2 separate regions of the Homo sapiens genome follow, and region 1 is linked to region 2. Evidence: chromatin contacts called from ENCODE Hi-C or POLR2A ChIA-PET data. All regions are on one chromosome and are shown on one strand. The core of a region is the stretch at or near the end of the contact, and the rest is flanking DNA. Distances in the headings are between cores, read along the strand shown. Region 1 overlaps LINC01449 (long intergenic non-protein coding RNA 1449). Region 2 has its middle 58 kb from the start of LINC01450.

Region 1 (2,700 bases), core at 105-2,604, 190 kb after region 2:
TTTTTTTTTTTTTGAGACAGAGTCTTCCTCTGTCACCCAGGCTGGAGTGCAGTGGTACAATCTTGGTTCACTGCAACATCTGTGTCCCAGGTTCAAGCAATTCTTCTGCCTCAGCCTCCTGAGTAGCTGGGATTACAGGCACACGCCACCACACCCAGCTAATTTTTGTATTTTTAGTAGAGATAGGGTTTCACCCTGTTGGTTAGGCTGGTCATGAACTCCTGACCTCAAGTGATCTGCCTGCCTTGGCCTCCCAAAGTGCTGGGCGTGAACCACCATGCCCAGCCATAGCTCCATTTCTTGAGCTAACACTGACTGTCTTTGTCCCACGCATCCTATCCTAAACCTCTTGCAGTCCTGCAGTGGTCTTTGGGACACAGTCACCTTCCATGTAGCAGACTGCCATACTCTTTCCTGATTTTCTGGATTGTGCTGGATGCTAATCCAGGGTCATGTCCTTGCGCTGATCCCTGCACTTCTTCATTGTTTTTTGCCCACTTGCATGGTGCCTCACTTTGAAGCCAGAGTTCTGTGGATGCCTTTCTGTTCTCAAGTCCCTTCTGTGAGATTTTGGCATCCTTTCTAACAAGCTGAGGAGTTTCTCAGCTCTGACTTTGGACTAAGAAGACCACAGCCTTGCTGTCACCTTGCCCTTTCCCCTACTCCAAGCGTTGGCACTATCCATCAAGAACTTGGGCTAAGAATGTCATTCCTACTCTTACCAGCAGTAGGAGTATCCTACTACCAGAGAAGAGTTGGATTTGGTGAGAGTATTTGGCTAAAACTTTGGCCCTTGAACTCAGGTCTGGATTTATCACTTACTAGATGGTGACCTGAATATCAGCTTCCTCACCTCAGAGATGGAGATAATAATAAGGCCTCTTCCAGAGGATTGTTGTGAGGATTAAATGTAATCATGCCTAGCCGACTTTTTGCACAGTATAGTAGGTGCTGAATAAATGTTGGGTATTTTATTTCCTTGTATCCTTTAAAAGAGCCTCGGTAACACTATCTGAAACCAAGGTTCAGGAAGGTTGAGTAACTTGTCCACAATCACAGTTACAAGGGATGGAAATGAGACCAGAAGCCCATGTTCCAACCACTTCCATATCCTGCCTCTTTGAAAATCAAGCCCCTGGCCAGTCTGAATTTCTGAGCAATGCTCTGCCCACCTGTTGGGCAGCTCCAGCTTGGATCCCCCCTGGTGTCAGGCGTCTGTCTGAATCGTGACGAGAACATGTTGATCCCTGTTGGACCTGTGCCTAGCCCACCCAGCAGAAACTTCCCCGCCAGCCTCTGCAGCAAGTACAGCTCTCTCAGCTCCCGTTCCAACCTACAGAGCAGAGCTGGTGCCAATGCTGCTCTCTGCCCCAGGCCTGTCTGGCTGCAGGTAGGCTGCTCTGACTCACCGGAGAATCCTGAGCTCTGACTCACTTTTTGTCTAATATCTTTTGCAGGGTCAACATGATAGCCACATATGGAAGGGGCGTGGAGAAGAAAGGATAGGGGAAAAAGAAGAAAGGTTGTTTTTACCATCAGCCCCGTGTTGAAGTCAACAGGAAATGGCCCAGTGTGGATCAACCACCATACTGTCCCGAGTAAAAGGGAATGATGATCTCTTCTGAGTGACTTAAGAGTTAATCAGGACCAGGTCGAGAGTTTATCACCCAGAGTTCCATGTTTGAATTTTGGAGAATTCCCTTTGTTTCATTTCAGCACATTCACTTCAGTGCCCGTGTCTATTTTAATAGCCTGGAATGCAATTCCCTTTGCCCATTATTCTCTTTCACTATGGGTTTTTCCGACCCTCGGGGTAGATTTATGCTTCTAGTTGAATGATTACTCAGTGAATGTTTGCCAAGGGATGTTCTGTTCCAAGAATGACACATCTCTTTGGGGATGACTCTTTACCTAACCAGGGTGGGTGGGAGGTCAGGGGAAGCCCCTACCCAGAAGAAAATAGTTTCTTTGTGTGCTTGAAGAAAAACACTCAGATGATGAACAGCCTGATTTGGGGGCTGTGTGTGGGTGAGCCACTCCAGTGAAGTCGTCCTCAACGCTCCCTCAGAAGGAGATTATGAATTTAATGAGCAGAAGAATTCTGACAAGCCTTAAAGCCAAAGGCAATTAGCAAAGGATGAATAACTTGAATTCTTTGCAGTTATGAAATAATTTCATCCTAATGAAATTACACATGCATATATCTTTAAAATATGTTTTATCTATATATCTACATGGCACAAAAGACTATAATGTAATCTTCTATGTGCATATACAAGCATTTCTTACTGTGCATTCAGTGACACACTAGTACTAGGAGATGGGACATGAAAGTAGAGTGCCATGGTCAAATCTAATTGGAAATGCTACATGCTAGAGCTCCAACATGTATGCACAAAGGCCATTGGGATATTGTCCTTGGATAATGGGGACATCCCCATTGGGATATAAATATTCTGAGAAATCTTACAGTAAGGATCTTGTTTATTGACTCTCACATTTCAAATATATTTGAACACACAATAATTTCCCTGCCCTAATACCTACTAATGTCCTCAAAGAATCAATGCTCTACAATGCACTTTGAGGAATGCTGTGATACTGTAATATGACAGTTTTTGCAGGGCAGACCAAAATGTTCTCTTCTTTGATGATGTCAATGCTGAAAATATTTTTGCCATTCATGTTTTGCCATTGCTT
Region 2 (2,700 bases), core at 136-2,635:
CACAGGTTGGATGTTATTGGCACCTTCCTGCATTTGCCAGTGCTCTAGGGATACAGATGGAAATGTGTTAGTATAAATCAAAAATATTCATATTGTAAGAATCACTTTAATAGGTGCTTGTAAGGTGAAAATTCTGGTTTTAAATTAAATTTTATTTTATTTATTTATTTTTTTACAAAATAATATATTATTTGGAAGCGAGGTGAATAAATTTGTATGTGGACTATAGGGGCCTTTTAAAAACAAAGAAGCACAGGTCCCTGAACCTTGTGTTTTCAAAATCCAAAGTTGCTGCACTCCGCCAGGGTGGAAAGGTCCTAGTGAGAGGGAATAGCAAGGGTTCTGAAATAAAACCTCCATGGAGGTAGAGAGAGGCTGGGGGCCATGTGCACCTTCGTACTGAAGCAGGTCATCAGGGTGCTCAGATCTCACCTAGGTGAAGCAGGCGGCACTGGGAGACCAGGCTTAGTGTAGGCTGGAATACTCTTCACCTCGAAGAACTCCTGGAGCTAGGTCAGGACTCTAAACTTTCTCCAGTGGCAAAGAAGAGCCCAGTAAGCAAGAACAGCACAATCAGATGCCTCGGCTTTTCCCAGCTGTCATCTCCTGCAGAGGCCTTTGTCTGCTTCCAAAGCTACCAACCCCCGGGGGTGGTGGCTGTAACCTCCTGCTTTTCGTGGGCCTCAGCTCGAAAGTGAGGTTGCCCACTGCACTTTGAGAGGTTTGTGTGGGTGTGTGCATGTATGAGCATGCAAGGAAAGGCTCTAGACTGGAGCTGAGGACAATCTCACAATAGGGAGGTGGCAGTTCCAGCCATTTATTTAGAACATTAAAATTAAATATTGCCATCTTTTTCTCTCTACCCTGGAGAAGTTGCATATATCCATAACATGAATATAAATCGTAGTGAAGTCAGTTAAGTTGCAGATTCAAAAGAGACACCAGTGTTCCTATATTAACTCAGATGTGTTAGAAAGGAAAAAAATGTATCTTCCCGTATTTGTCACCCCCTGGATTGTTTCCATGGTTATCCAATGCTATGAGGAGAGACACTTGGTTTTTACTCCAGGGTTTAGAGGGGTGAGGAGTTCCTTAATGATTAAGCTTAGCATTCTTCCAAATCGGACTATGTCTTCTAGTGACCCCTTTTGGGCTTAGTAAAGTATTTGTCACCTATCCCAGAGTTTCTGTAAAATTGATCAGGAAAGAGGTGATGTTGTTTCACCTGGCTTCCCTGGTGGTAGGAGCACCAGCACTCCAAGTCCTAATTTCAGGAAACTCTTTGGCTCTTTGCCTGTGCTTTTTAAGACCTGGGTGCTTCTGAAGAGAACACCTTCCTTCTTCATTAGGTGGCTCTTGCAGTCTGCCTCATATTCACGCCTCAGGAGTCAGAGAGCTTGACTCATGGGGCAGGGTTCTTAGTCCTTGCCAAGGAGACAGAGACAGCAGCCTTGGGCAAAACTGACATCACATGCATACTTTAAAAGGAAGCAAAAAACACAAGGTTTCTTTACTGAGAGTGTAGAAATCAACAATGACTGTAGCTTCTCTTGAAAGAATCCACTGGTATATTTCACTTCATCCAAAATAGAGCAAAATTCAAGGAGAGGCCACATGAGCTTTGGGTTAGTAAATTGAAAGGTGCCCTTGACAGTTGCCTCGAGTTGGAGTTAGTAACTTTCTCATAATGGTGAGTGGAGTTTTACCTTGCAATAAGTGCCACACATAGCTGACTTGCCTTCAGACATATTTCTTTACAGGCCTCTATCTTTCCCCTCTTTGCCCCGGTGGTATTTCCTGCCCTTTGGCTGTTTTACACAGGCATGGGCAATACCAAGTAATTACTAATAGGAGATTTGCCCTCTGAGCTGTCTTGAAAGTGCCCAGCTCTTAGCTACTGGACAGACCCTTTGGTAGAAGGCCATTTTGTATGTGCTTCTGGGAAGATTAGAAAGCTGAGATGGGTGGAGAGGTAGACATCAAGGCCAGCGCTTTCAAGATTCAGTTGGAGCCTCTATAAAATAGAAATTGAGGGAGACTCCTTAGCCTATAAATGTGAAGAAAGAGGAGAAAGAGATGAGCAGTGTTTTGTCCTGGGTGTGCACCCTGTGGAGATTTTGTATAGGAACTTAGGCCCCTTGGTTCCCTACCTGGTTTTAAAAGCATTGCAGTTACTTGGCAAGTTACCATCAGAGAACATCATAGAATTGTCTGCTATTTATGTTGAAGATATTACATGCAGGAGACATTTATTCTGAAAAAATGCCTTTTGAGAATCAGAAAAAACAAGGGCATTTAGCAGTTTTGACAAGAATTCTAGCTCACATAGTGATTTTTGGCTTGGTCATTGATAATCATTAACCATGGTTTTGCACCATTTACCCATTCAGAGCACAAAGCTCTTAGGTAGAGAGTCAATAATCAACGTTGAAATTGAAACATGTTCTGTTACCTTAATTCAAGGAGACAGAAAATAATTTTCAGAATTTCTGGCTTGAGAATAAATTCACAGGCCCCTAAATCTTCTCTCCTCTAAGGAAAAAGCACTGACTGGTCAAGGTTCTTCTTGGGGACCACCAGATTCCCCAGGCCTGCAATTTTCTCTAGTCCATCAATATTGCCTACATCCTTGGCAAAAATATGGTATTTGGTGTTTCAGATCCCATTCTAAGTTATCTTCTCTGCTTTTCTAAATGAGTG

Evidence for each region. Hi-C counts contacts between places; a loop is a spot of excess contacts on that map. ChIA-PET counts read pairs that join two places held with the same protein, here RNA polymerase II (POLR2A). Pooled maps may share reads with other maps.
Region 1: a loop to region 2 is called in a map of mammary epithelial cell, with 6 times the contacts of the local background. The contact joins two enhancer-like sites. A Hi-C loop is called at or near these places in 2 of 168 maps with a recorded cell type or tissue (PC-9 and mammary epithelial cell) and 2 of 50 pooled maps. POLR2A ChIA-PET finds 5 or more read pairs at or near these places in 2 of 52 experiments (H1 and MCF 10A).

What each region holds. Positions count from the first base shown.
Region 1 is chr7:41,106,402-41,109,101 of GRCh38, forward strand. LINC01449 (long intergenic non-protein coding RNA 1449) reads left to right here. Exons shown (of 6, transcript NR_110832.1): 2 at 1,458-1,522. LOC105375241 (a long non-coding RNA gene) reads right to left here. Exons shown (of 4, transcript XR_927190.1): 4 at 2,467-2,700. Among named protein-coding and RNA genes, the nearest start is that of LINC01449, 6.1 kb to the left of the region's middle. RefSeq lists an enhancer at 909-2,108. Within about 2 kb of position 1,355, at least 4 of the 41 ENCODE cell types and tissues checked have a DNase peak (open chromatin) inside an H3K27ac peak, as active enhancers do; they include PC-9 and mammary epithelial cell, where a contact is called at or near this core.
Region 2 is chr7:40,921,071-40,923,770 of GRCh38, forward strand. It overlaps a transcript of SUGCT not described here. Among named protein-coding and RNA genes, the nearest start is that of LINC01450, 58 kb to the right of the region's middle. Within about 2 kb of position 1,386, at least 2 of the 41 ENCODE cell types and tissues checked have a DNase peak (open chromatin) inside an H3K27ac peak, as active enhancers do; they include PC-9 and mammary epithelial cell, where a contact is called at or near this core.